Linked DNA regions of Mus musculus: regions 2 and 3 are each linked to region 1. Evidence: chromatin loops called from intact Hi-C (ENCODE). Cell type or tissue: heart. All regions are shown on one strand. Links, peaks and the distances in the headings refer to the core of each region. The heading gives the core; the rest is flanking DNA. Region 1 overlaps Arhgap18 (Rho GTPase activating protein 18). Region 2 holds the start of Arhgap18 (Rho GTPase activating protein 18). Region 3 has its middle 14 kb from the start of Arhgap18.

Region 1 (10,280 bases), core at 1,134-9,133:
CTGAAAGAGGAGACTCACTAGCAAAGACCAAAGGCCATTCCATCTCCTGACATTCCCAGAGTCAACATCTAAAGTCCCCTCTCATGGCCTCTATTAGTTCTCAAAACACCCTTTAAACAGGGACTAGCTCAAACAGGTCCGTGAACACTGGTGTGAAAAGTTCCCCCAAGACATAGCAATAGGGGACAGAAGATGCAGTTCTGTTGGCAGACTGCTCACCTGCCACGAACACACAAAGCCTTGGGTTTGGTCCTCAATATCAACTAAAACCAGGTGTGATTGATGGTGCATGTCTGTAACTTCAATATACAGTAAGGAAAGAAAGGAGGAGCAGATGTTGTTCATGATCACCCTGTGCTATATTCAGTGAGGCCAGTGTGCAGCATATTGAGATTTTGTATTTAAAAAAGAAGACTTAATTATTAACTACAAGATCTGAGATCTAGAAAATATACATTGGTTTTTGGCCAGGAATTTCTGTGTGCCGAGGAACAGCAGATCTACACATGCTTTGAAGGTTCTCATTCATACTCTCATATTTATTCTCACTCATTGTTTTCTCCTCTCCCTTCCCCTCAGCTAGTCTCTCTCCTTCCCCCTCTCTCTCCTCTCTCTTTGTGTTTCCCCCTTTCAAGATGTCTCTTGCTAGATCTCTTGCCCCTTCCCCCTCCCTTTCTACCAAGGATCAAACTCTAGCCTTTTGCATGCCATCCTAGACCAGCCCTCCATCACTGACTACCTAGAATCCCAGCCCTAAGTTACAATATTCTGATATCTCAGAAGTTTGTAAAGAAGGTTGTTATTGACTTTCAACATCTTAAATGCTAACAAAATACTTGTAAGAAAAAACAAAATTTCAAACAATATCTTTAAATTTAATGTTAAAATAGGACTAAAGGCAATAATACTAAATTATGGGCAATGTCTCGCCCTTCATTGGCATCAACTTTCATATGCATTTCTAAAACATGAATATATAAAAGGCAAAGTCTTCTGATAGTAATTAAAGTTAAGCACACAGGCATGTTTTTAGTTGACCCGTCTTAGTTCTTGCTAATTCCAATAAATTAGAAAAGTCATCCTGACCCTTGGGAAACCTATAGGGCTACATCACCAAGCTTCTAATAGCTAGACAAACACAGGGAGGAAACATAAAAAGTGAAAGGGTACCCGTGTTTGTGCTAGAATATAAGAAAAGGAAAGACTGTGTATAGAGTAAAGTTGTCCCATGGTAAACTGGATAATTCACAAAGTCAGCAATGCTGTGGCCAATGACACATTACAAAGAAAGCAGTCTGCATCCAGTAGGCTGCAAACCATAAGGACCTTCAAGCATCATAAAATGCCAAAGGTCGGGAAGTCAAGTGCTAAAGTTAGCTCTACTTGGAAATAGAGAGGATTGCGAAATAACTTCCAGCTTTAAAAAAAGAAAAAAGAAAAAAAAAAAGAAAAGAAAACAAGGGCAGAGAGATAGCTCAGCAGTTAAGAGCACTGACTGCTCTACCAGAGGTCCTGAGTTCAATTCCCAACAACCACATGGTGGCTCACAACCATCTCTCGTGGGATCTGATGCCCTTTTCTGATGTGTCTGAAGACAGCAACAGTGTACTCACATATATAAAATAAATAAATCTTTTAAAAAACAAAAACAAAACAGATAGCCTTAAAAACAATCCATCTGTATTTCCTTCAAAGTTTTTTCAGCACTCAGTCACAAGGTATGTGTTGTGCTACTTCAAGGAAATGTTTTTCTTTTAATTGAGATAGATAAGAAAAAAAAGTTTAGATGTCCTGAATTTAATCACAAACTAAAGGGTAGAAAGGAGCTTAGGGAGGATATCAGAACAGCTGTAGGAAGATATCAGAACAGCTGTAGGAGGATATCAGAACAGCTGTAGGAAGATATCAGAACAGCTGTAGGAAGATATCAGAACAGCTGTAGGAAGATATCAGAACAGCTGTAGGAAGATATCAGAACAGCTGTAGCTGAGAGAAAGATTCTTACACATTTATAAATCCAGATTAAGACTCTTATGCAAGTCCATCGAGAACCATCACGTACCGCCACCTTCTGGCTGCAACTTCTGACAATCTGGAAGCAATGGGTACATCTGCTTATGAACTGCCTGCCTGCCTTAAGGCTTTCCACTTCCTTATCCAGCCCCTCAAACCTCTACCTAATGTAGCTTCAATAAAATCCATTTATACTCTCCATCTCCAATTTTGCTGTATATAAATACTCCTAGATTTAGGTCCAGGGAATATCTTTTTCCACCTGCTACTACATAACCTTGTTAGTTGAAGGTAAACTATCCCACCTGAGGACTTGGTCCGTTCTCAGGCTAGATAGCTGTTTAATAGACCTTTGTATTGAAAGGATCTCTCAATCTTGAAACTTTAATTTAATAAAATTATATATGACCAATTTTTTATTTTCTTAAGATGTTTTAGATCCTGAGCTGGTCCAAACATGGGAAGACAGGCAGCCCACAGCATAGGGAATTAAGACAATTTCCAATTGAAAAATACAGTATGAAAATGGGTGGGGTGGGGGACAGGACTTAATTTAACATTTAAAGAATAATAACAATTAAATGATCACAAAAAGAAAAAAGCAGTAAGCTTTGTTTAGAAGGTAACTAGGGACATCATGAAATTCTTAGGCATGTGGATAGAACTAGATAACCCAATCACAAAAGAACACACATGCTATGCACTCACTGATAAGTAGATATTACCCCAAAAGCTCGGAATACCCAGGATACAATTCACAGATCACATGAAGCTCAAGAATAAGGAAGACCAAAGTGTAGATGCTTCGGTCCTTCTTGGAAGGGGGAACAAAATCCTCAGGGGAGCAAATACGAAGACAAAGTGTGGAGCAGAGACTGAAGGAAATGTCGTCCAGAGACTGCCCCACCTGGAGATGCATACCACATACAGTCACCAAACCCAGTCACTATTGTGGATGCCAAGAAGAATAAGCTGAAAGGACCCTGATATAGCTGTCTCCTGAGAGGCTCTGCCAGAGCCTGACAAATACAGAGGCAGATGCTCACAGCCATCCATTGGACTGAGCACAGGGTCCCCAATGGAGTAGTTAGAGAAAGGACTGAAGGATTTGAAGGGGTTTGCAACCGCATAGGAAGAACAACAATATCAACCATCCAGAACTCGCAGAGTTCCCAGGGACTAAACCACCAACCAGGAGCAACTCATGGCTCCAGAATCATGTGTAGCAGAGGATGGCCTTGTCTGGCACCAATGGAAGGAGAGGCCCTTGGTCCTGTGAAGGCTCTATGCCCCAGTGTAGGGGAATGCCAAGGCTGGGAGGCGGGAGGTGGGAGTGGGTGAGTGGGGGAACACCCTCATAGGAGCAGGGGAAAGGGGAATGGGATAGGGGGTTTCCAGAGGGGAAACTGGGAAAGGGAATAACATTTGAAATGTAACTAAAAACAATATCCAATAATTAAAAACATTTAAGAAAAAGGTAACCAGGGTTGTCTGTCTCTAGCAGTGAGAGGGGTACCTCTAGCAGCGAGAGGGGTACCACTAGCAGGGAGGCCTAAATGCCTGAAGCAGGAGAAGAAGAAATATAGCTGAAGGTAGATGAAACAAATCTCTAGCACAATTGATGTTATTCCTGCATAGCATGCCATGGCAACTAGCTAACAGCTTCTGAGACTGTAGGTCATGTGAGATCTGATCTCCTGTAATTGGCTCTTGTGCGCTCTCTCTCTCTCTCTCTCTCTCTCTCTCTCTCTCTCTCTCTGTGTGTGTGTGTGTGTGTGTGTGTCTGTGTGTCTGTGTGTGTGTGTCTGTGTGTCTGTGTGGGATGTGTGTAAGGGGAGAGGGGTCAATGCCTTTGGTACAATAAAGATCTACATAATGAAGAACTGTACTGTTTTCACTGTACAGAAGTCTTCTGCTCTTATTAAACCTGATAGTTTAATAAGTAAACATGGGATATGAGGATCTATAATATTTTTCTTCCACCATTTCTCAGCATGCAAATATCCAATTAGTATATCTTGGGAATGGATTGTGTTGGAATGCTTTGAATTTTCAAGTTGCTATTTGAGTGAGCTTGAACTTCATTTTTAAAATCCATTATATGAACTGTGGCTTAGGACTAAGTATTGGGACAGAATTCCCACGGAAGGGCTTCCATCTCCAGTCTTCTGTATTTCCCGAGATGATCTGTAATTGCTTCAGGCAGATTCCCTTGTAGCTAAGTCTCTGTAAAGAAACAATCCAGAATAACTGATATTTATTTCCTCACAAGGTAACAACTTCCAGGCCAAGCTTCCTAAGGCTCCAATTTGACACTGGCCAAGGTTTCTAAGACTCATAACTCATCTATGCTCCAAGCTCACCAAGAAAGACATAGAAGAGAAATCTGTGTCTCAGAAAACCATCAGTTTACAAGACATTAGTCAGTATGCTACTGAAGAGAGAGCAGAGACTCCTACAAACTAGAATATACTGAATAGGTTTCAAAAGAGGATGAAGTGCCCACTAGAACACAGTACATTCATGTAGAAGGAACGTAGATGTCAATGGAGATGGTGACATCGAAGAAAGAACTGCCTTTGCTCTTCCAATGGATATGTCTATAGCAAGGTGTGAGTTGCTTGATATGTTAAGTCAGTGGTTCTCACCCTTCCTTATGCTGCAAGTCTTTAATACAGTTCCTCATGTTGTGGTATCATTAGGTCTTCATATGGCTTGCTCATCTTTCAGCTGCTCATCCCTATGTAATCGAGCCATGTTGGCTATCCCTGCCCCTTTTTTGCCTTTTGGTCTTCATGTCTCTTGGTCTCCACTCTCCCGTTAGAGACATGGTCCAGCTCAGCATGGTCCAGCTGAGGACTGGGACTATTCTGGACCCTGGCAAATGCCTCTGCCTATACTCTCCCCCACATCCTTAACAAAACCTCTCCTGCACCATACCTAGAAGCAGTCATGTACTCCTTTTTTTTTTTTTCCCACTCAAGCCCTTAAACATACTTGCACATGCAAACTTGTCTTACACAGGAAAAGTTGGTGTACCTGGTTGTAAGTGTGTGGGGTTCAGGAAGAGTATTCACATGGGTACATGCACATACTAGAAGATGCAAGGATGTGTGGAAGCCAGAGGTTAACACTGGCTGTCTCTCATTGACCTGCAACTCACCAAATAGGCTAGGTTAGGTTTGCTGTGCAGCTATCGGCCTAGCTCTACCGTCTCTGCTCTGGGATTACATGAGTGTACCACTAAACCCAGCTTATTTACTTGGACTTAAGGGTTGAACTTAGGTGCTAATGCTTGTGTGAAAAAAAAATACTTTATTCACTGAGCTATCTGCCTAGACCAGGATAGATAATTTTCAGCCTAAGTACTTCATCAATACAATTTCATTTAACAATGACTACATTTATTCATTATCCCACCTTAATTTGAATGCTACATTTAAGCAATATTTTAAAATAATTATTATTTAAGGTGAAGTTAATATTTATTTATAGTGTGTGTGTGTGTGTGTATGTGTGTGTGTGTGTGTGTGTGTGTTTGCTGTGGATTGATTCCATAGCAGTGATTCTTAGCCTGTAGGTCTCAACCCCTTTGAAATGATATATTAGATATACTGCATATCAGATATTGATATAGTTTCATAACAGTAGCAAAATTACACTTATGAAGTAGCAACAAAAATAATTTTATGGTTAGGGGGGCTCACCACAACATGAGGACCTCTATTAAAAGGTTGCAATATTAGGAAAGTTGAGAACTACAGATCTTATGTATGCTAAGTACATGCTCTACCACTAAGGTACATTTCTATTCCATATTTTTCCACTTTACGCAATGAATATTACAAAGGACGCTGCGATTTGAATGGTGGGAACACGTGGATGTTTTGGTAGTAATGCCACAGAGCCCTGGCTCGTGCTTGTTAATAATGAATAGATGTGTAAACTGTGACTCACCGGACATTCATTCAACAAATCCTGACTGCAAGTTAGATGCAGAGTACTCTACAGGATGAGGTCCAAAGTCTAAAGAGGCTTTGGATTTCACCTCTGACCAGAGTCTGCATTGTTTAAAGAGGTCAGGAAAAGAACAATGCAGGGCAGGGGAGGGGAAGGGCTGTAGTGTGTGTTCTGTAATTATAGATACACTAGGTGTTGCAGCTGGGCAAGGGCAAGATGCCAGAAAGTAGAAAAACAAAACAAAACAAAAGCTGCAGTCTATAGAGGAGGTAAGAAGGAAATTCCAGGTTCTTCCTATACCTTGTTCTAATTTTAAAAATCCCTTTGCGACCAACAGTGTCTTCCTGTTGTTTAATTCAACCTCACTTCCTTTAACTTCAAGCCCATTTCCTCTCAGCAAATAAAGAATTACTCATTGTCTTCTTCGTAGAAACCCCTTTGCTGGGCCTCAGTCCTAAGCCAAGTGGAGCTGCCACTAAGTATCACTTCTTTATTGTTTTTCCTCCTTTAAGAAGTGGTGACTTCAAAACGCAACCTATATGACAGGCTATTGCCATTGCTACTGCTGTTTTGAGACCAGGCCTTGTGATGAAGCCCAGGGGCCTTGAAAGCAGCATCCATCTGAAGCCCCCTCCCAAACACAGGGATGTGCCACACATTATCATGGTCCCCTACAGAACTGCTTACAGGTAACAGCAATCCATCTTTGTCCTGAGATGCTTCTATTGAATTGTCTGCTGCTCTATGAGGGGAAGAGCTAAACCGATGTTGATTTCGATCTGGGTACCTCTTTAGGTTCAAGCAGAAGGTCTATATATGGCATAGGTAATGCAGTTAAGGGTCTAATCATAAATGTTTTTTTTTTCTTCCTCGCTGAGGAAATAAGCTGTTATTAATTGCTTTCCTTGGCTCCTCTCTTTTCTCAAAAGAGAGAGAGAGAAACCCTTACTGATCATCTGCATTAATATTATGCTAATAAAAGTAAGGGCATGCTAACTAATTCCATCTCTTCAAGTAGTAACTAAGAATCAGGGAGAGAGGTAATTTGCATGTTTTCTTGATTGGAGTGAATTGGCATTTAAATGTTCATTGTCGCCACTTTTGAAAATAATAATAATGCATGTTGAGCCAGGCAGGCAGATTCTAGTGGAACCATCTTAAAAGCAGGTATTTCCATTTTGCTTCTATAAATCTCAAATGATAAGGATGCACATTCAAACCCAGACCAGTCATCTGCATCACAAATAGCTCTCAGTTCCTCCCTGCAGAAGGAATTCATTTGCTGTGGAAGGCCATTCACTTCTCCTTCTGAGTGCTTATTCCTCAAAAAAAAAAAAAACAAAAAAAAAAAAAAAACGCTTCCCCCTTCTTCCCGGTACAGGATTAAAGGAGGGTCTTTCCATCTGTGCTGCATTAGGCTGCAAGACAGCCCCTTCTGCAGATGCAGTTTTTGCATAATTCATTGGGCCATTTTAAACCCTAATCAGTGCATTGCAGTAAGCGATGGAGTGCACTGGAGAGAAGAGAAATTATCAGCGACCTCCTGAGCATCCAGCTAATTCTCCCTTGGGACTGCTGCGCCATGAATCACAGAGCTGCACCCACATCTTATCTCCAGTGCCTTCTCACACCTGAAGGGCCCTCATCCTTCTCAGTCTACACTAATAGCCCGAGACAGTCTATTTTTTAAGTTATTATCACAGGGTAGTTTGGGAAAGAAGATTTGACTCGGAGAAGAGAAAACCTGGCCTGCTTTTAGCTCTTCTATTATTTGTATGGGCAAGACAGGCATAGTCGTCCTATAAAAGCAAGAACAGTGCCTAAGGTCACATCCCATTCTATGTGTGGTATCACTCTCCTTTGTCAACACTGCCTTTAAAATGGACACACCTTAATGCAGCCCACCGTGTCCCCTCCAGCTGTGTGGGTTTTTTTTAAGACCAGGTGGCAGGGAAGGACATCTATGGGTCCCAACCAATCCCCAACTATCTCTCAATCTTAGCATTATGTTTTAATCAATTTGCTGTTAGAGACCTATTTTAGGATGCACTGCAAAAGGACTACATGACTATAGAAATTTAAAAAAAAATGCTACCCTAAAAATTGTAAATTTGAGAAAGCCAGAGGGAGAAATCTAAAGGGCTAAAATCCTTAAGTTTTAAACACTGAAGACCGGATGAAGCAGAACATATCCATAATAATATCCTAAGCCTTCTGGATTTTGAGCAACCAAGAGACTGTGCAGACAATATGGCTGGATATGAACTGGTAACCTGACACTAAAATTTCGTAGGCTGAAGAAATGTCTCAGTGGTTAAAACCACTTTCTCTGTAATCATGAGGCCCTGAATTGAAAATTCCTGATTTAAAAACTCCACGTAAATGAGCCAGGCATGGTCTCATCTGTCTGTTAACCCAGCTTTGGAGGACAGTTTAGGATCTTGCTGGCCAGCCAGGCTAGTTCAAATATATAGCTACAACTCAATGATATCCCATCTCAAAGCAATCAGGTTAAATGTAATAAAGTCCTTTTCTAAATTCCCAAAAACCAAGAGTAGGCACATATACCCCTGCCTATTACACACATAAACATACATCGCATACACATAAAATGAACTTTTAAATTTAAATGACATTTCTCATTTTGTCTGACTTATTTATTCCTAGACAGCATTTCACAATGCAGCCTAGACTGGCTGACCCTTGCCTCAACCCCGCTAGGTGCTAAAATTATATGTCCACTGCTACATCGAGCTGCATTTTCTTATTCATATCATTCTCTAGATCATGGTAAAAAGCCATGTTTATAACTAACATCAACTTCTCCCATACAGTAATGACAAAGGTCATCTTAAAGACCCAACTGGAAGAGCTTGGCTCCATGTGGTGTCTTCACATATATTTAAGTCAATAACTCCCAAGACTGCAAACAGCTAAGAAGCAAATGCCCCCAAATCTAAGAAGCACAGCGGGGAGTGGTAGAAAAACTGGACACATTATGAGTGAAAGGAACAGGTAAAATTCACGTTTAATGTCACTATATAGTTTAACCCAATACAACCTGTTATCATCACAACATATAATTAATAGGCAACTATGCAAACTGCTTAAGCCTTTCATGTAATTCTAAGACCTTAAAATTCCTTCTGTAATTTTAACTTTTAGCAGTCAGTTTGGAATAACACCTTTTACACGCTCAGTCACCAAAGATGGCTGGTAACTTCCATACTGAGGGAAGCAGAGGAAAGCGGCTCCACAGTGAGTAAGGCTGCAAGCAGGTTCTCCTCCAGCAGCTCAACACATGCAATTGCGACATTTCCTCTGTTTGTAACATATGAACTGTTTATCCAGAGAATGTTTGCTTTCCCATTGAGTTGAGATTTACTGAAAACCTCCTTAACATTACCTGAAATAATGATAAGGAGATGCATTTTCCGTAAAGTAGGCCGAATATTCAGTAAGCAAGACATGCACAACTCCAACATAAGATGCTAAGCAGCGGCTGCCATGGAAACAGACCACAGGAGTCACTCATTCTAGCAAGGATGCCTGTTAAAGACTTTGCAGGGGGCTGGGGAAATGGCTCAGTGAGTAAAAGCACTCGCCATACAGAAACAAGGACATGAGGTGGAGTTTCCAGAAACCGTGGAAAAAATATGCAGACATGACCACTCCTACCTATACCCAAAGCAAGCATTGGGAAGTAGAGAGGTTGATCCTGGGGGCCTGTTGGCCACACAGGACCCATAGTTGAGCCACATGGTGAGCGATTCTAAGACAGATCTTGCTCAAGAGAATAAAGCTGAGTGACTAGAGAAGAAAACCATCTCCTTTTGGTCAAAAGAATAAAATCTCTAGCTGGTGTAGAAACTAGTTGAGCGTGTTCAGGCTCACCCTGAGTCATGCGACAGAGAGGGGTAAAATAGTTACTCCTTTAATGAGATAGCATAATTTTTCCTTCCCAGAATCCGGGTTGCTAGTGAAGTAGTTACTGGACAATATATGCAGTGCTGTGTATATTTGCCTGCTTTTCTGAAACTTACTCTTTTTTTCTTTCCGTCTCTTTATACTTTGGGTTTCCCTGACACTTTGGGCCCCCTAACCTTTGCTCTAAAGTGTTCTTTCCTTGCAACATGGCTGCTTAGCTGTCAAGCCGGCGGGACTCTTTTCCTTCCCTCCCCTGGGCAGCCACTGAAGTTTACAGCTTTGCCTGCCCTGAGATTTTTTTTTCTTCTTTCTATTAGCCTCTAAAATTTGTCCTTGACCTTGGTGAGGGAGTTGCAAGTTGTCTGCTACGTCTAGTCCTA
Region 2 (10,280 bases), core at 990-8,989, 56 kb after region 1:
AATGTGGGAATCAGAAAACATCCTTTAACTCGCTGCAATTAAGGAAAAAAAAAAAAAAAGGAAGAAAGAAAAGAAAAGAAACACATATTAACAAATATCCTTCTCACAAAATAATAAAAGCTTCAGAAAATATGCAAATTTGCAAAGAATTAGTAGTGGTATAGTACATAGGATTTTAAAATACCATGGGGAGTCACATAAAAATGGTGGCCCTGGACTGGATACATAGCTCAGTGGTAGAGCTCTTGTCTGGCAAGCACAGGTCCAGAGTTTAATCCCCAGCACCAAGAGAGCCAATCAACAATGCTGACCTCCTCAAGGAAAGCAAATCATGTCTTTTTCTTAAAACTTCCAGGCGTCGCCGAGCGTGGTGGCGCACGCCTTTAATCCCAGCACTTGGGAGGCAGAGGCAGACGAATTTCTGAGTTCGAGGCCAGCCTGGTCTACAGAGTGAGTTCCAGGACAGCCAGGACTATACAGAGAAACCCTGTCTTGAAAAAAAACAAACAAACAAAAAAACAAAACAAAAAACCAACCAAACAAACAAACAAAAGACTTATATTCAAAAGACCAACTTCCGTATCTCCCCAACACATCCTCCTTACACACTACAGGAAGTTTCCCTATCTAAATCAGTAACAAGGTAACAAGACTCTCCTTATAAGAACATAGCTCGAAATTCCTGCAACCTTTATCTGAGTTTGCTCAAGCATCAGGCATCAGGAAATCCGGCAGACTCTATCTCCAAGAGTTCGTGACCCATTCCCTCCTTTGCTGCAATGACTAAGACCTTGGCCCAGGCACTGTCAGCTTCCCTCCAATGTGTGGCTATTTCTCCATTTATATAATCAACCTCTATGACTTGTCCTTGCTCTCTCAAAATCTTCTTCCCTCCATGTAATCCTATCTCTTTTAAAAATCTAATACAAAAGCCCAACCAACTCACACGACCCTTGGTTGTCCCCTAGCTTCCTTCTCCCCAGCCCTCTGGCTATGCAGGGCTCTCTGCTTCCCGTACCAGAGTTCCAGGGCTTCTTCTAGGCCACTGGTTCTTCTGCATTTTAACCTCCCTACCTTTACAACCCTTGTTCTCATATACCTGCTAATCTTGACCAGCTGCAGCTCCCGGGTTATTTTCAACTCCAGGACACCTCTCCCTACCCCAACACATACTTTTCGATAAGTTTTAAATATGAAATGTTTTCCGTGAGCTCATGTGTTGAACCCCTGGTCCCAGCTGGTGGCTATACTGGAGTGGGGATAATAAAGTACTTCTGAAAGTAGGGGCTGGTAGGAAGAAATAAACCACATGAGGTGTGTCTTTGACAGCCTGGCCCCTATCAACCCAGACCCATAGTCTCTCTGCTTGTTGGCTGACTCCTCCACAGCATACTCCTGTTGCCATGTTGCCTAGCCTTGACTCAAGCCTAAATCAATTTGGGCCCATGGGCTGAGGGCTCTAACTGGAGTCAAGCTTGCTCTCTTGCTTTTCTCCAGTACTTGTCACAGTGAAGAAAAGCAACAGGGACAATCTCCATTAAACACCAGCACAGGGATAATTGCCTGATTCTCAGTGACAACTCAGAGTCAGTATTTGGAGTAACTGAGTGACTTACAGACCTTACAGGCTTACAGAACAAAGCAATGGGTGAGACTTGAACATATTTAGAGCTGAACTGTGGTTATGAAAGTGACAGCACTTTTCACTTGGCCTTGCTGCTGGGCAAAGTTCCTTAAGGTGGAGGAGGGAAGTACAAAGAAGACAGGAGGGAGTCTAGCTGCCAAAAAGTGACCCACCCACATTCCATTGAGGTTCATGGACTTCAAGGCACAACTTGCATGTGCAGCTGTCCCCAGTCCAACTGAAGAACTGCTGTGGAAGAAAAGGCACTTCCAAGGTCTTTCAGATTTCAAAAGACTAAAATTTTATACTTGTCTTCATTTTCCAGTGTCTTGTTTCTTTCTTTTTTTTTTTTTTTTTTTTTTTTTTGGTTTTTTGAGACAGAGTTTTTCTATATAGCCCTGGCTGTCCTGGAACTCTCTCTCAGAAATTCGCCTGCCTCTGCCTCCCAGTGCTGGGATTAAAGGCATGCACCACCAAGCCCTGCAAGTGTCTTGTTTCTTTACCTGGGGTGGGGAGTGAATGAGAAGTGGAGGGTCTTAGAGATAAGATTCAAACTCACTACATATCTGAAGATAATTTTGAAATCCTCATCTTCCTCATTCCTCCTGTATGCTGAAATTATAGGTATACACCAGCACACCCAATTTCCCATAAGCCTTTTTATTGATTTATTATTCATTTATTCATTCCGTTGTTGTGCTAGAAGATACTTTTTGTTTGAAGCATGGTCTCAGATAGTCCAAGTTGACCTTCAACTTTCTGTAGATAGGCAACGCTAAGCTTAAATTCTAGATCCTCCTTCACTCCCAAATCAAGATTATATATAATCCAAATGGGATTAGAGATGATATGCGCCACCATATCTCGCTTACAAAATCATTCTTAACTAAGTATGGTGACCTTCTATATCTTAACCCTTGACAAAATGAGATTCCCAAACAACACAAAACTTAAGACTATCCTATGTGGCTTAAAGTATTAGGGGAACTGCCTGGAGACAGACTCTACCCCACAGGCTTTGCAAGGAAGACCTCCCAGCAAGGGGAAGACTACTATGAAGTCCAACTTACAGCAGAGAATTAATGTCTATGGTACACACTGCAAATGACTAGGAGAGCAAGAATGGAGCCATGTTGGACTTCCAACCTTGGGTTTCAGGGTTCCAATAACCCTTATACAATGAAAACCATGTTTGTTCAAGCAAGGCACCAAAGATCTCATTGTCCAATCTATTTTAAGCTATTAAAATTTTTAAAACAGAGTTAAGAGTTTTCAAAGACAGAAAATATACTAGAAATTAATATTAAAAGAAAATAAAAAATAGTTTTCCCCTTAAGATGATGCTAAAGTCAAAAGAACAGTGATATAGTTTTTTTCTTTTTTTTGAAAAATTGTTTTTCCTAAAGCAAATACTGAGATGCCTGCCTAAATACACAAGTAAGTAAATAAAGTCTTATAAATATAGCTGTCCATAAAAAGTGGTTTCCTTTGGAATCATTTGTATACAGTCAGCCAGAAAACTAATGTTAACATCTTCTTTCAAGTCCCTGTAGTTTAAGGAAAAAACACTGCAAAAAGAAAACATAAATCAGGATTCTCCAACTGGGAGGCTTCAAACAGGAGTGAGAGGAATTCTTCAATCTGGGATCCGGGAGTGAATTCTAATCGAGGTAATGTAATATAAGAAGTTCTATGATATCAGACTGCTCACCAAAGTATTAACTTCTCATCATCCTGAAAGGATGATTTGGCAAGAGAAAGTTAAAAATCAAAACATTTTCTATAAACATCTGAAATCATAAATATAACCCTTTATATTTTGCTGTTATATATAAAATATGAGTATATGCACATAACATATATATGTATATACATGTTATATATTATATACACATATAATTTAGAATAAATGAAATTCTTTGATAAACAAGGTCAGAATTTTGAGCTACCTCCCGCTACTTTTAAATAGATATGAGGACATGCAGGATCTAATTAGCCTCTTTATATGAGTTTCACTTCAGTTTTGTTTACAAAATAGGCATCAACAATCACTGAAATCTTGGAGCAACTTCGTAATGCTTAAACTACCAGCCAGCCAATCCACACATAGCCCCATCCATTATGGCCATCCTTAGGAGGTCACTACTAGCCCTATCTGTTCCACTGCTCAAATCCCCCCTCACTCCAGGAAGCCTTACTTCATGCCAACTCCAGTATCTTAACCTCTTCCAGGCTAAACAAGGAACCTCCCAAAGTTACACTGTGCTAGCTGATATGTTACTAAGCTTCAGGGTAAAAATTAATGAAGACTGCTTCCCCCTCCCCTCCTGCCTCAAACCAGTCTTTGACCTTCTCCCCACACCCCAGCATCACTACCTATCCCTCATGAAAAGGCAGTCCCAGAAAATGGTTGGTGAGCATTTTGGCGGCTAGCTGAAAGGTCTTTTACAGCCCATCTAGAGATGTGTCCTGACACATATCCAAGGCCTACTGCTCACCCTGTTTTCTCTGCCCACCTTGGCTCTGCTTCTGCAATAGCTGGAAACAACACAATACACACATTTGTTCCACCTGCTCAAGTCTAAACCTCCCACAACAAACTACAAACTTGCAAAGATGGATGGGAAAGAATGGCTACAGTTTCATGCACAAGCTTCCCCTAAGAGACTTTGCTACACCTGAGCGGGATTTCTGGAGTTTGAGTCTGAACAGTGGGATGAAGGTTGGGACCCAAAGTCCCAGCGCTTTTAATTCACTCTCACAACGGAGACCCAAGACTCAGCTCAGTCCTCAAGCCCACCCAGCCTGAAGCCAGTGACAAATGAAGAACTTGGGAGCTCACAGTTTGGGCTATTTTAACTGTCAGAAGGAAGACAAGCTAGGGCTGCTTACTGTTGGTTTGCTGTTGCTGGCTGCTTGCTGCTAAAAGATGAATATTTTACTGTCCTGCAGAAGCATGCATGGAAACGCTTGATAAATCTCAAAGGAAACAAAATGGTTACATGTGTAGCCCCAAAGCAACCACTCCCTTTGAACTTTGGAAATGAGTTTATCCAATGGCCTCCATACAGAGGGCAACAAGTAAGAAGCAAAGTTCCCCAGGCAAGGTCTAACCTTTCCTTTGATTTTTCACACGCCCCACGCGGTTAAGGATTTGGGAAACCAATGAAAGAAGGCATTCTTTTCTTTGGAAGGCACAGGCGTGAAGTACCCAGGAACAATAAAGTGTTCATTATCACCTTTAATATCAAGATGGAATTGGACTTACTGATAACTTTTTTTTTTCAATCTTCCAGGCCAATGTTTGCAATTTCTATCTAAGACTGGAGATTACTGGTTTCAGCTAGGGAGAAGGTCATTAAGGCGAGAAAGGAAGAGGCAGGGGAAAAACCAACCTTGAAAAACAGAACAAAGTACACAGAGAGGCAGAGAGGACTCTGCGACTCAATGGTCTATAGAACGTTTGCCCTATCTGCCTATAAAGTGATTTTACATTAACCACGCTCCTTCTACCAACAGAGTACTTACTGCCTGCTGACAAAAACTCCCCTTTGAAATCCCAAGAGTGCAGGGAGGGGTGTGTTTGGCTGTGCGAGTAATCTACACACACTGAAGAATGCGAACAGCACAGCCACAGGCCACTGACTTGGGCATTTTGCCCAAGCGGTCTGCTTTCAGAGAGAGGAGGAGGGTGCCACTCTCAAAACAGCAAGAAGAGTGACCAGCCTCCCTGCTATTTGGCAGACTTTCCCAGCTAACAGTTCCAGCGGCGTTTTGAGCCCATTCAAGAATTCCATCTCCCAGAGAGTGTTTCCGATACAGTCATTTGATCAGTCAGTATTTGCACATGCACCTGCTAAGCAACTGGTCGGAGCGCCACAGAGTCACCTCCCACACACCCCCGCCCCCGACTCCCCCCATCCTCCACTGGTAACCAGAAGGGCTCTTGCACTCGAGTAAATGAGATGCAAAGAACTAGCCAACCGCCTATGTTGCAGCGTCAGGTCAGGCTTCAAGTACAGAGGTGATTCTCTCCGCTCTTGACAACTTCCCTGTCACTTTGTTCCTTGGGCAGGTAGAGGGTTTTTGTTTTTCCTCCTTACCTGGAGGTGGCTTCGTCGCCTCCCTTTACATGGCTGTCCCCAGCGACCTGGTCCTTGCCGCTGGGGTGGTAAGCAGTTAGCACAACTCCCGAGGAACTCGATAGCCAGTTCATGGTGAGAGAAGGGGCATAATTTCTGGGATTCTGACACAGAGGGGAATGAAGTTCCTGTCTCGCCTGACCAACTTGCTCATTAGCAAGGGCCAGCCCCTCCCCTGTCCGGGCCAGCGATTCACAGGGAGAGAGGCGTGGCCTCTCCCGCAGAGCTTCCTGGCCCTGCAGTTACAGGCTGTGTGTGACTCACAGCTTTGTTTAAACCCGGCAATCCCAGGCTGCAGCAGCCGCCGCTGCAGCAGCAGCAGTTGTTAAGGGGGCCTGAGGAAACCGTGGTTAGGACAGAGTCTTTTCCCTTCCCCATGTGTTACTACTACCTGATTATTTCTGCTGCTTCGCATCACTCAAGGAAGGCATTCCTTAACCCCTTCAGGCATTCGACATTCACCACAGCCAAACCAAGAAGCCCAATCAAAGGTCACAATGCCATCTGGCCCACCAGAAAGGCTTTGCTTTCCGCTACAAAATATACTGTGTTATTGTGTGCCCTGCAATATCAAGCACACCTTTTTTTTTTTTTTTTTTTTTTTTTTTTTTTTTTTTTTTTTTTAATCAAACACTATTTGGGAAAAATAAACTTTAAACTGTCTACCTAATGCCTGTTAAAAGTTAACAGTCAGCTGGGCTTGGTAGCGCAGGCCTTTAATCCCAGCAGAGGCAGGCAGATTTTTGAGTTCGAGGCCAGCCTGGTCTACAGAGTTTTAGGACAGCCAGGGCTATACAGAGAAACCCTGTCTCGAAAAACCAAAAAAAAAAAAAAAAAGTTAATAGTCAAAATAAGAAGTTCCAACATTTGCTGAGAACCTATTACTTTCCAGTGGTGGGGTTGGGGGTATGCCCAAGAATACTCCAGCTTGTGCCAGACACAGATACACACACACACACACACACACACACACACACACACACACACAGAGAGAGAGAGAGAGAGAGAGAGAGAGAGAGAGAGAGAGAGAGAATATTATTAGAAAGAGTATAGCCAGTGGACAGGTGAAATATCTTGACCAAAATAAGATAGTAAGTGCCAGGAGATGCCCACCTAGATACCGCCTTGTTTAGTCAACTGAAAAAAGCAAGTTCAAACATCAGTTTTAAAAAATCATTTTCTGGGTTTCCTAGTCCTAAAAATTAAAAACAAAAATTCTTGCTCTTTGATATATGTGACAATCTCAATTGAAACATTTTGCTTGATATATATTTTATTATTTTACACACACACACACACAGAGACACACACACAACACACATTTAGATGAAATAGCCCTGGCTGGCCTGGAACTTTCTGTGTAGACCAGGCTGGTCTCAAACCATAGATTTTCCTATTTCTGTCCCCAAGTGCTATTCTTAGAACCATACCTTGCTGCTGCTGCTGCTGCTGCTGCTGCTGCTGTTGTTGTTGGGCTGGTTACTGATTTGCATGTTTGTGTGTCCCTCCAAGTGTTTGCTACAAATGTTCTGGTGCCCCAGAGGCTAGGGGAGACTGTCTGATTCCTCAGAGATGGAGTTATAAAGAAGTTGAAAGCTGCCCATCATAGTGCTAGGAACCAAATTCAGGTCATCTGGAAAAATAGCATATGCTTTTAACTACTGAGCCATCTTTCTAGCCCTGACTTTAGCCTTGAACTTGCTACCCAGTTGAGAACATTAAATTTGGGGATTCTCTGGACAAGTATATGCCAGTAGTCCTGCCAATTGCAACTGTGACTGTCAGTCTGTATGGGAGTGGGTGGGGAGACTGAACCCAGGCAAGGAAGCAACCAAAGGGTCTGAATCCCCAGTCACTAACTGAAATTCTTGCTTACCTTTGTGGTCACTCTTGGTTAACCGAGATAAAACTCCTCGATGCTTCTGATTTTGCCATTCTACACATATCTGGTTTATATTTTTCATTATTTAAGACTGAGAGATAACGTCATTCATATTTAAAATACCCATTGTCAGCTGGGTATGGTGATACATACCTTTAATCCCAGCACTGGGAGGCAAAGGCAGGTGCATCCAAGTTCAAGACCAGTCTGGGCCACACAGAGACCCTGTCTCAAAACAAACAAAAATAGACAACAACTACATAATATATCCACTGTCTTACTTGTGAAACATCAAGATCAAAAGCAACAAGGTGAGAAAAGGGTTCACTTGGATTACATATCCACATCAGGGAAACTGAGGCGGGAACTTAAACTGGGCAAGAACCTTGAGACAGGAGCTAATGCAGAGGCTGGGGAGAGTTACTACTTCCTGGCTCGCTCCATCTGATCTATTATAGAACCCAGGGCCACAGCTTAGGGATGGCACTGCCCACAATGGGCTGGGTCCTCCCCCATCAACCGCTGATTAAGAAAACGCCCTGCAGGGTTGCCTGCATTCATATCAAATCGTCTGCAGGCATAATACTGCCTGGAACAGGAGTCACATACAGCTGCCACCGTGTTCGTGCTATAAGTCAAACTAATGTCCTCTGGAAGAGCCATCGGTGCTCAGGACTGCTGAGCTATCATCCTGGCCCTTTCAAATATGTACTTCTTTTCAAAAATGTCTTTTCTGTTATGTCACTGTGAACTCACACACAATGCTCCTTTTAAAAGACACTGCCCAGACTGGAGAGATGGCTTAGCGGTTAAGAGCACTGACTGCTCTTTCCAGAGGCCCTGAGTTCAATTCCCAGCTACCACATGGTGGCTCACAACCATCTGTAATGGGACCTGATGCCCTCTCCTGGTGTGTCTGAAGAGATCGACAGTATACACACATATATAAAAGACCCTGCTCTATATTTCTCTCCCTACAATTAGTTGTCCACTACTTCCATGTCCTCCGCCTAAGGGCTCTCTGCTGTCCTCTCCTCCATACCCTCACTTCCTCAAGCTGGGACTTCCAGGCAGGTGTTAGCTCCATTCTGTTTTATTTTCCAAGACAGGGTTTGGTTTCTCTGAATACTCCTGGCTGTCCTGAAATTCCCTCTGTAGATCTTGCTGGCTTCAGACTCAGAGACCTGCCTGCCTCTTCCTCCTACGTGCTGGAAGTGAAGGTGTGCCCACTCTTGTCACTTTCTCTGAACTCTCTGTCACACTGTAACTGAATGTACCAGCACTACTTCAATGATGTCACCACTTCACAAACCTTCAGTGACGACTCTCAAATGCCCAGGATCCACTGCTATTCTTGCTTTTTGCCCTGAGTGGGGCTTCTGCCTCACCTACACATCCCTCTCCTCTTGGACACTGTCTTCCTTTGTCTTCCCTTTGGCATCTGACTTCTCATTTTCCCACAGCCCAGGCCTCGGAGGAAATGCTAAATGGAGGAAGAATTAAGTGACTCTGAAGGTTCCTTCCATTTCAACCCAAACCAGTAGCCAAGTGGCTCAAAGGCGCACACAAGCACCACTGAAGTGTGTACCAGTTCAGATAAAATGAAAAAGAAAAAAAAATTACAGAAAGAGACAGCCAGAGGGAAAGTAGATTAGAGCTTCTGCTTTTAAATGACCTTGTATGGGAAAATGGTGAAGGGTCCCCTCCACCCTCCTGCCATCTTTGCTTAAAGGTAACTGCTCTTCAATGCCTTATGTTTTAGAACTTCTTATAGTTCTTGTGTCTTCTCTGTTTCACCCCTCCTTATGTTCCCCTCCCTGGGCCTCCTTTTATATCTGATTCATTTCTTTTCTATTCTCTCTCCTTCCTGTATTGAATCTTCAGTCTCTGGGTACTATGCAGGGGACAAAGTCAGTGCTCATGAGTCAATTGATAATGACAGATGTTGTTCACTAGAAACCAAAACAATAATTAGGTCATATCTCTACCTAATTATAGTATCTTCACTTATTTAATGAATTAATCATAATGTGCAGGTTAAAATATAGATGTTTTACAAGTTCAAATAACATTTGGGTTCAGGCAGAAGATTAACTGTGATACAAGCTGAATCCCGGAACATTATATATAAACTTTGAAAACTACTCATTACATGGAAATTCTTCAGGCTCCTCCTCATTCCCTTCCCTGTAGGTTCTGTTGCTACTGGTTTAAAGATATGCCTGTCACAGGCAGATAGACAGCTAGTAGGACTGGTGTACACAGCTTTAGACTTAAGCTCAAGTGGGTTAAAAATAGTTTCAGACTTGTACTATGTCATCATGAAAGGAAGCCTATCTACCATGGAGCAATGAAAGGGCATTTCATAACCTACATCCCACCAATAGTCGTAGCACGTTGTTTCAGTCTGTACCAGAATTCTTCCATAAATCTGCTTTATAAAAAATAAAATGCAATAAAACAAATGCAATGTCCTCTCACCCATTTCAGATATTTCATGTCCTTGAAAATGTTAATATTCCAAGCTATTGAGTCCATGCCAAATACTTCCTGTTATGCGTCATCTTAGAAAGTAATTAAAAACACCAAGAACAGTTTAAACATTCGTTGAATTCATCCTTCTCAAATGTGG
Region 3 (10,280 bases), core at 1,059-9,058, 72 kb after region 1:
AGGTTGTCTATAATTCAAATAGCAAGAAAAAACGATAATTCTACTACAAAATCCATTTCCCATCACCCTGTTTCCACATATTTCATCTCTGTACTTTCCTTTAAAAGTGTCATTTGTGTGTATGTGTTTATTTCTTTCCCAATAAAAATTTACACTATAATATTAAATACTTTCCATTCCCACAGGTAAGAATTAAGCAGTAGTAAACATTCTAAAATCCCATGTGGCCATCACCTTCCAAGCATGTATGCCTTTCATACATTCCTAAAACAGCCTAGAACACGGTGGACATTCAGAAAACTCAGCTCCCATCACAACTGCTATGGGATCAGGAAAGCAGGAAGCCGTGGTGTGATGAAGGAAGGTGTTCTCTGGGAGTCTGTGCACACACATCTTACAGCATGCTGCCCCTTCTGCTTAAGCAGAAGCAGTTTAGAAAATGCTTTCCAGAAGGAGAATACAACCTTTCAAAGCCTTTGAATTTAAACTTCACTCTGTGATGTTCTGAGAAATGCATCTCTCCCTAAGTTATCAAGGGCTTGAATCAAAACAGTAGGATCACATGTTTGGTCAGAAAAATGAGTCACGTTCCAGAACTTCCCCTACTGTAAGTCTGTTGAGCTCAAAAGCAGTGTTTGTCTTAACCTTGCAAGGATTATCAAAACAAAGCTGTAGTGAGCAAAATGAATACATCAGCCAGAAAAGATCTCTCTCTCTCTCTCTCTCTCTCTCTCTCACACACACACACACACACACGCACACCCCGTGAAGCAGCCAAAAGAGGGTAGTTTGATTTCTGTCGAGGGAGCCTTCCTCTCTACCTTATTCCACACAGCCGAATGGGAATGCACGTGCACACCAGGTCTATCAAAAGCAAAGTCAGTGGAGTCACCATCAAACATTTTCTTTAAAAGGCTTTTGCAAAGATTTCAGGCCAAAGCAAAAATTGTACCCTTTCAAATGTGAATGAGAGGCATGGAACGAAGCCCACTGAGACTTCTTTGCTATCCTAGAGCAAGACCTGCCCACCAACAATGGCCACTGTGGGAAACTTTGAGGAAATGAGCAATCCTTCATCAAAAAAAAAAAAAAAAATTCCTGTCAGCACATGTCTCCATTAAAGCCACATGCCGGCTCATCTTACATAGACTCTAGCTGGCTTCTTACAAATACCTCTGCTAGGCTTGGTGAGTCGGGTACCACCCATCTCTCTGATGTTTACTCTGAGGGAAGGTGGGCAAAGGTATAATATTGAACATTGATTCAATCTTACAAAAAAGTATATTTCAAACAGAGAGAGGGAATGCATTTTTAAAAGGCAAATGGCTTTGCAATGCAAAGAACTAGATGAGAATTCAAAGTTTCTCAGCATAAAAAGATGATACACTAAGGGACAGACACGCTAATTCCACTGACTGGATCATGGCACATTGTATACAAGTATAAATCATATTATACCCCATAAACATGCATGGATACCATATGTCAGTTTCTAAAACGTACTGGGAAGAGTGAGCTGGCGGGGGGGGGGGGGCTAAAATAAAAACAAATAAATATGTAGCAGGTCATTAGGGACTTCTCGTGTCTTAAACAATTTATATTCTGGAAGCAGTGGGAAGTCATCCTGAAAGAGTGGTCAGGGTAGACACATAACCAGATCTATGCAAAGAAAGGACATTGCCTGGCTATGAATCACATGGACAGAAGACAGAGGACAGAGATCAGCAACAAGGTCCCTGGAGTTAACATGGGTCATCCGGACATGGTTTCGGCAGTGACACACCTGTCTGGACCCTGTCACTTCCTCCCAGCCTGGGCCACCCATGGCAGGGATGATACAAAGGAATCCTCAAGACCTTGAAGAATGTACACAATTATCAACGTTTATACCCTGGATGATTGCAGACATCCAGCACACTGCAAGTGGAACAGCCTCGATGTGACCTCACAGTGGAAAGGCCTCAGAAAACCTGTGGTTATAGACTGCCTACCTTTGTGATAAGCAAAGGAAATGCATTGAAATTTTCATGATTAAAGCTTCAGATCTCTAGACATTCTTCCCCGAGAAAGGTTTTTGTTTTTTGTTTGTTTGTTTGTTTTTTGGTTTTTTTTTTTTTGGTTTTTTGAGTCAGGGTTTCTCTGTGTAGCCTTGGCTGTCCTGGAACTCACTCTGTAGACCAGGCTGGCCTCAAACTCAGAAATCTGCCTGCCTCTGCCTCCCAAGTGCTGGGATAAAAGGCGTGTGCCACCACACCTGGCCCCCAAAATGTAATTTGCCCAAGGGAGTAAGCGTTATATGCAGAGAGAGAGAGAGAGAGAGAGAGAGAGAGAGAGAGAGAGAGAGAGTTAGTTTGTGTGTGTGAGAGAGTGAGAGTGTATGTTCTGTGTTTGCCTTATCGAATGTTGCATTTGCTCATCATCAAGGATGCTCAATGTCTATTAAGGAGGTCCCTTCAGTGTGTTAAACTTCAGACTCTTCTGTTTGCTTGTTTTGTGATCTGAGGCTAAAGAGATGTGGACTTACTGGGCATCTGTGAAGTTCTAGGCACTGAGAAGCCCTTGACTATTCTCCCTTCTGTGTTGCCACTTTCTTGATGTCCATTGCTGACATTACACAGCCAAGCCTCGGTAGTCAGGGCAGAGACTAGACCACACAGAAACCTAACCTAAACTTCTAACAGAAGGCACCAGTATCTTCTTCATTTTGGTTTGACATTTCATTGCTGAAGTAAATCTACTTCCTGTTATTTGATACTTCGTAGCATACTTGAAAAAATACTAAGGCAAAACAAAATCTCATAGTTGAAAATGCTAGGCATTCTGGCATTCTGGCACATGGCTGTAATCTCAGCAGCTGAGAATTCTAGGCAAGCCTGGACTACATAGTGAGTACTGGGGTCAGCCAAGCTACAGTTGCCTAGTAAAACCCTGCCTTAAAAAAAAAATCAGGCTAGACTCAGATGTATCTACACTCCCGCCATGATTTCATCTTGGTTTAAGCTCTACAGTTCTTCCACCTGAGAGCTAGTGTTTTATAGCAAGCTTTGAGTTCTTAGTACTTATCCTTAATTTCCAATCCCCCCTCAAGGCTTTGTCTTCTCCAAGTTAAAGAAAAGTATGAACTGATTTATAGAGGACAGTGTTTTTGAGGATTCTCTCTGAACAATGAAACAAGAAAAACATCTGCTCCCTAAGCTCCGGGCCAATTGATATAATATCCTCTTCCCTCTTCCTTTTCCTCGAATTTAAATAGAGGCCATTCCTTGTTTACAGGATGAGGGCAAGAGGTAAATTTCTTCCCAAAAGGGATGCAGTGCATGTTATGGCCATGAAGTTATTGTGTGAAGTTACTCTGCCTAAGGAGACTAAAAGTCAGGAGTCAATAAGCACTTGTGTATGACAGCCTGGGAGAAGCCTGTGGGAGTTGGGGGTGGGGAGATGGGGGTGGGAGTGGGGAGTCTGGAATCCAAGGCTTCTGGAAGGCTGCTGTCTTTGCTGTTGATACCATCAGGTTTCTGCTTCTGAGCCTGTGGGAACGGCAGGTGCCTAAGGATGGCGAGCAGGGCTATCCTAAAGTACAAGTGAGGTGGGGAGCAGCTGGGGAGAAAGGGCAGCTGATCCCTGGCTTCTCTTCCTTCAGTGGCAGCTGTTTTACATTCCCAGCACGTAGGTAAGAATGCTGTAGCTCCAGGAGTGGTGGTTCAGGTTTAATGAGAAAAAGCAGGAAGAAAGGACGCAGAGGTAGAACTCAGAATAAATATTCTTTGATCTAAACGTCTAGATTTCTCGTTATTATAGCCTACTTACAAAACATCATGGGCAATTTTAAAGTGAGTTCAATAGTGACCTGATAAAAGGAGCTCGGCTGTTAGGTGTAGCTACTTGATACTTTGCATGTCACAGGTAAATAAATAACATGGCGATAATATTCTGGAAACCAACAATGGTAGCCTGTACTCCAATAAGAGAAGTACTAAGGTAAAAAAAGAACCATCTCAGGATCCCTAACACATGACCAAATGTAACCAATGTTGGGGGCACGGGTGTTGTTGGTGTTGAGCCAAGCTCTCAGTCTACAGCTCATACTAGCTAGAAACTCCTTAGGCAGCTCAGCCTGACTTCAATCTTAGGGTGCCCCCCCCCCACTTGCATGGCCTTTCACCTCAGCTTCGTGGATGCTGTGATTATAGAGGGAAGCCACCATGCTTGATCATTTCATCAAAATTGCTTCTTTTACTAGGTATTTTGCATTTTTCATAAAATCAAATATAGATAAATACTGCCAATATTTTTATGTATCTGGTCAATAATTTATAGATCTTTTAAAATTCTGTGCACTGTTCTGACCCTCAAGGCAAATGCCATGTTACCTATAAGTAGTAATTAAATGTTCTGATTATGAAGAAAGATGACAGAAAAGACAAGAGGAACTCATACCGTGGAGTTCACTCTGGCAGTGGAACAAGCTGTCAACCTTTTAGTGATTAACACAAAGAGAAGCTTAGTGATAAGGAGTTACCTCCTTTTTTGTACATCCATAATAACTGGCTTTAATGCAAAGAATTCATTTCAAAATGACAGCTACAGTACACATGTGTGTGCACATGTACATGTGTTTATATATGTGTGAGTATGTATGTGTATGTATGTGTGGGTGTGTATATGTGTGCATGTGTGTATATGTGTGTGTGTGTGCGCACACGTGCATGGACCTGTGTGTGCATGTGTGTGTGTATGTGTGCATATGTATGTGTGTACACATATGCTCACATGCCTATTTATCGAGGACAAAGGACACCCTTGGGTGTTATTTCTCAGGATCCATCCTCCTTTTTCTTTTGTTTTTTCGGTTTTGTTTTGTTTTGTTTTGTTTTGTTTTGTTTTGTTTTGTTTTGAGACAGGGTTTCTCTGTATAGCCCTGGCTGTCCTGGAACTCACTCTGTCCTTCCATTTTAAAATTAGAGCATGTTCTCTTATTGACCTGGAACTTACCAAGTAGGCTATGTTATAGGTTACCTGGTTGGCTAGAGAGACCTGGGAATCTACATAGCTTTACATCTGTCTTCACCTCATCCTTGCTGGGCCTACCAAGCACCTATTAGCACGTTTGGTTTTCTTTTACATAGGTTCTGGGCATTGAATCTTGGTTGTCATACTTATAAGGGGAGGACTTTACAGACAGCTGTCTTCCCAGCTCAGCAACCACAGCTCTAGGTTTATTTACAATATTCTTCATTTTAAACACTTGTTGCCTCACAGAATGGCCCAGAAGTCTCTACAACAGGGCAAGATTTTACCATATTTTTGTGTAAGTAATGAAACCTCAAAGTACAAAAGCAACCAGAGCAACTACAACATTCCAAATCCTCTGAAGACCTTTTGGAGAAATAAGAAGCCAAGCTGTCCACATGCATATTATATCTGTCAAATGAAACATCATGGATTCAAGACATAGCCATACAAGGGCTAAATATATTCTCTCTGGAGAAGAAACAAAGGGCCTTGCAGGTGTTCACAGCAAGCAGGAATGTGAACCACAAGGAGGAGTGAATGAAAAACTGGTTCAGATTGACTTTGTCAGCCTGGATCAAGACTTCAGGGAATCTGATGACAGAAAGTTTATTCCTAAAAAAAGTTCAACACAGTATAATACAGAAAAAAAAAATTTTGGTGTAATGCGATTCCTGCTGCACAAGGAAGTGTGGTTACATCAAAACTTGACTCAGGATACATGTCATTTCTTCCAAGAAGATGAGTTCTAGAGATAGGCTATCTGTAGTGACTTAAGGGCCTAAGGAAGGGGCTGGCCTGGTCTTTTGCATGCAAATAGCATAGAGGTCATTTGAGCTATTAACCACTTCTGGTCCTGGTCATGGGAGCATGGGGGAACCTCTGGCTATACAGATAATGAAAGAGTCATTTAGACTATTAGGTCTTTCTGTCCCTGATTGTGGGACTTTATATGGCCTGACTCAACAGATAACAAAAATCAGTGGGCTGTAACCATTTCCAGTTCATAGCTTTCCGGATAGAAGAACAGGTTGTACATCTTTCCATTTGAAAGACAACCCCGTGTGCTTAATATTCCTGGTCTCCCTTGAGATCTGTGAGCATAAGAACATTTGTGATGTGTTAAGCATAAGTATTTTTCAGACTTCACACACTTTAAAGGTATGATAACAACATTGGAACCTTTTGTATTTGTTGGGAGCAGGGTAGCCCAGTAGGTAGCGCAGGTTGCCCTAGAACTTCTTACATAGACCAAGATGGCCTCAGACTCAGAACAATCTACCTGCCTCTAACTCCCTGAGTACTGGGCTTATATTCCCCCCCCCCACCTCTGTGTCCAGCAGTAAAATCTTTTTATAATGATTTTTCCCAAAGTGACCCACTATTATGCCAAGAAAATGCTGGGTTCAATAATCCAATCACATTGTGTCAAAGCCAACATTGCATGGAAATACATACCCATTTCTTGCTGTCTTGTCCCATGTCACAGATGCTTGAGACTGTTGTTTTAGGTGCTTTAAATAAGTATGACTAAAACCATCAGGCCCTAGTAGTTCCTAAGGTAAAGGCTTTTATCCTCTTGCATAGATGATCTAGTATTAACTTAGGGCTCTGTCAACATTCTTCTAAAAAGTATAACCACTGACGCCTGAACATTTCATTGCATAATCATTTCATCACTGCTATATCCCTCTTCAGTAAATCTAGCCCTCTAGTCCACCAGCACCGTGCCATGTTGAAGTTATAGCTTATTGTCAAGGCTTCATAGACCTCTACATCTCTTGAGGGCATAAAACATTTATTGTAGCCCTCTCTTCAAAACACCACCGGAGATATGGTCACTTGCTGATATTGCTGCTAATCCAAATGCCACTGACATAGCCAAGGACATAGGACTTCAGATGTCCTGTTTCCCTAGAAAGCAGGCAGACAAGTTGGCTCAGCTATGAGAGCATGATGGAGGAATGGCGCATATTTAGATTCCTGATAGGACCATTCTTCCCTAGTAAGATAAATGTTGCAAGGCTGGAGTTTATTCTTAATAAACTATTACAGAATTGGTCATGATTGATAAACATTATGTCCGCTGAGAAGGAAACCCACTGCCCACTTACACAGTCTGAAGTCAGGGATCTATATTTCTTTCCTACAGGCTTATTTTATGAGTATTAACACTGTGTCTTCATAAAAATCTAGGTGTGTACCATGTGTATCTCTTTACACGCAGAGGTCAGAGGTCACAAAAGGGCATCAGATTCCCTGGAACTGCACATGTGGATGATGTGAAACACCATGTGGGTGCTGGGAACTGAACCCAGGTCCTCTGCAAAAGCAGAAAGTGCTCATACCTGCCGAGTCATCCCTCCAGCCTTTTCCTCTGTGCTTTTATCTCCCACTTTTAAAGAACCCAGAATCACTCACTACCACTTAGAACCAACTAATTTGTCAGTAGTCATAACCTGTCTTTGTCTTATTGAGCTTTGGAATCCTTCTTTTTAAAAAAAAAAAATGTACAAGAAAAGCACACAAAGTCCATAATCCTCCAGAGCACAGCATTAAATTACCACTTTCAACTAATCAACAACTATAATTAAGTCTAATTATAAATTACAAGAATCTAATTTTAGAGGACCTTTGCTTTATAAGTCCAAGATGTTAGACACATTACTAACTTCGCTACTTGAAATGACTTGAAGGCTGGAAGCCTCCTTTATGCATTCTTACCTTGTGTGTATGGCCTGGAAGTAGACATGTAATTAGGAGCCTCTCTCTCCGGGACTAGAGGCAGCAAACGTCTGAATGAACTGGCATCTCTGAGAGGGTACCTGCATGATGCCCACCCAGATCTCACCGTTGCTTGTGCTTAAATTATCCCTGTGAATTTCAGATTTTGTTTCATTCAATCTCCTGATATACACCATGAGGATGTGATACATCCAAGCTGTCTAAATTTAATAAAAGCCTGTCTCAGAGAGACTCCTGACACAGGAAAGAAAGATTCAAGGAGATACATAGTTGAACTCTACTATGTGCAAGTGCACAGCTGAGGCGGAAAACCTCTTGTTTTTTTAGCTTCCCTAAACCATCGATGATGTTCTACTGGGTTTGGAGCATTTAACTAGAACTGAAATGACTAAAAACTATGTCTTTTCTGCCCTAAGTAATAGCATAAAATAATATTCTGCTTACCTGAGACCTGATGGTTCAATGATATCTCACTGAGAATTTTCATATATAAAACGAAGGTTGTGAGTTAGGAAATTGTCTCACTGGATAAGGCATGAGGAACTGAGTTCAAATCCCCACAGTCTACCATGTATTGTCAGGTACAGCAACCAACATCTACTAGTCCCAACTTCTACTATGGCAGGGTGGCCAACAGAAGCAGGAGAATCTCAAGAATTGATGGGCCAGCCAGCCTAGCACACACAGTGGTAACCAACAGAAGACAGACCCTGTCTCTAACAAGATGTAAGGTAAAGACTAACATTCTGCTGTTGTATAACCTCTCTGCATGCATCTGCACTTACCCAGGAACATGTATGCAACCACAGGAGTATATATACACACATACATATGCACACACAGGGGGTGGGGCAGGCAGGCAGGGAGAGTTAAACATAAGATAAAAAAAAGTGGGCCACTTTCCACTGGGGACCCTTCCAAACTTCTTTTATCTCCAATATGATGAATCCATGATCGGTTGACAGACATGGACCACCATCTGCGTGGTAACCAATAGACCTCACACTGGCAGCTACATGGTAACAGTCATCAGCTAAGCAAAGAGAGATTGACCAGCCCTCCCTTCCCTCTATGGATACCATAAAACCAAGAGTGGTAAGCAGCAAGCTAAACAAAGGAAATGTTTGCCTTTCTGGCTACTCCTTTAGAGGACTTGGCAAATCCCTAGCAAACCTTCAGATCAGCTAGTAAGCAAGTTCATGGTGTTGGTTCTTTTCCCTAGAATACAGCAATAGACGTATCTACTGGCCAATCAGATAATCACACGGCACTGGTACAATAGTCAGTGGGAATCGTCTTCTAATGGAGAGACACGTAGCCAGGGCTGACTGGCATTGAGAGAGAAAACTAGTATTAGGGGTTATCTTTTCTGTTCAGGACTGACTTTATCTCAAGGGACCTTAGCTAGCAGCACGTATCATGTGATGGTGACTCGGGACACTTCTGAATACAGCCATTATGGTGGTACCACACTGCCCATCCTGGCCAGTCTTTAAAAACAGGGCAGTTAGCCCTCAATGGCAAGCCAGGCTCAGTACCATCAAACACCAGTGAGAAATAATGAGGAACCCTGGGGTATTGGGGGGAAAATTAAAACTATTGGCTTTGGGAATTGTGCTTTCCACAATTTGTAATCAATAATAATAATAATAATCATTATTATTATTATTAATCTCTGTAACTTTATAGAAATTAACCATTCTAGGTCTCCACGTCCTCATCCAATGAGGAAAGGGTTAGTCAGACTACATGTGATCCCATGATCCACCGGACATGTGTCTATAAGCATAGCATAAGTCATTTAATCTGTGCAGCTCAATCATGTATGCGCTGTGTGCCATGAACTATGCTGTGTGTGTTTTCATGGTGGCAATACTCAGGATAGCAGTGACATTTTCGCCGTTTGATAAATTAAAACCTCAAAATATGCAAACCCACAAACAGCATTGATCTGTCCAGGGAGCCTGTCATGTCAACTTAGGACTCACTCCCCATGCGAGTCATTTTACTTACAGTACAGTGTCGTAAGAAGCAGGATCCTTCAGGATCTCGGATATACAGAAACCGAAATCAAAGGGAGGCCCAGGAAAGCCAGCCTCGGCACCCATGGTCTAGCGTGGAGAGCACTCCCTTGGTGTCACTCCTTCAGTTCCAAATGCTCTCTGTCCAACCTGCCATTTCGTCATGCAAAAGCCAATGTTTTTACCCATGTTGAAATAAGATGAGCTTTTAGCTTTAATTTGGTTGCCACCTGCTGGCTGAAAGACAAAAAAAAAAAAAAAAAAAAAAAAAAAAAAAAAAATCCCTCTGCAGCAAAGGACATGCTTAAACAAAAGAAAGCCTTACCCTTAGCAGAGCCAGTGGGGATGAGCTTGGGTTACCCTGTAAACTGGACGGGAGCGGATACTAAACATGTGTAGTGTGGGACAGACACTACAGTGGATTCTCCAGATGCCTTGCTGCTCGTACTCACCAATAAGCTTTGTGACAGCCCACCATTTTGAAGAAGAGAAGCTCAACTCCTG

Evidence for each region. Hi-C counts contacts between places; a loop is a spot of excess contacts. Peaks named below come from ENCODE experiments on the same cell type or tissue, not always from the same donor. Only the 100,000 strongest peaks of a DNase experiment are listed, where the experiment ranks them.
Region 2: a loop joins it to region 1, with 2.7 times the contacts of the local background. A loop is called at or near these places in 6 of 42 quality-filtered maps.
Region 3: a loop joins it to region 1, with 4 times the contacts of the local background. A loop is called at or near these places in 3 of 42 quality-filtered maps.

What each region holds. Positions count from the first base shown.
Region 1 is chr10:26,824,664-26,834,943 of GRCm38, reverse strand. The region is part of intron 1 of Arhgap18 (Rho GTPase activating protein 18); the gene reads right to left. Among named protein-coding and RNA genes, the nearest start is that of Arhgap18, 57 kb to the right of the region's middle. In heart, for the core only: a CTCF peak has its summit at 2,098 (motif pointing left); a DNase peak (open chromatin) is centred at 6,123.
Region 2 is chr10:26,768,144-26,778,423 of GRCm38, reverse strand. It overlaps Arhgap18 (Rho GTPase activating protein 18), which reads right to left and starts at 5,912. Exons shown (of 15, transcript NM_176837.2): 1 at 5,728-5,912. The coding sequence starts at 5,840. In heart, for the core only: a CTCF peak has its summit at 4,726; DNase peaks (open chromatin) are centred at 1,763, 5,283 and 5,973; H3K4me3 peaks cover 2,045 bases; H3K27ac peaks cover 2,179 bases.
Region 3 is chr10:26,752,991-26,763,270 of GRCm38, reverse strand. No RefSeq gene overlaps it. Among named protein-coding and RNA genes, the nearest start is that of Arhgap18, 14 kb to the left of the region's middle. In heart, for the core only: no CTCF peak of the experiment used is centred there; no DNase peak of the experiment used is centred there.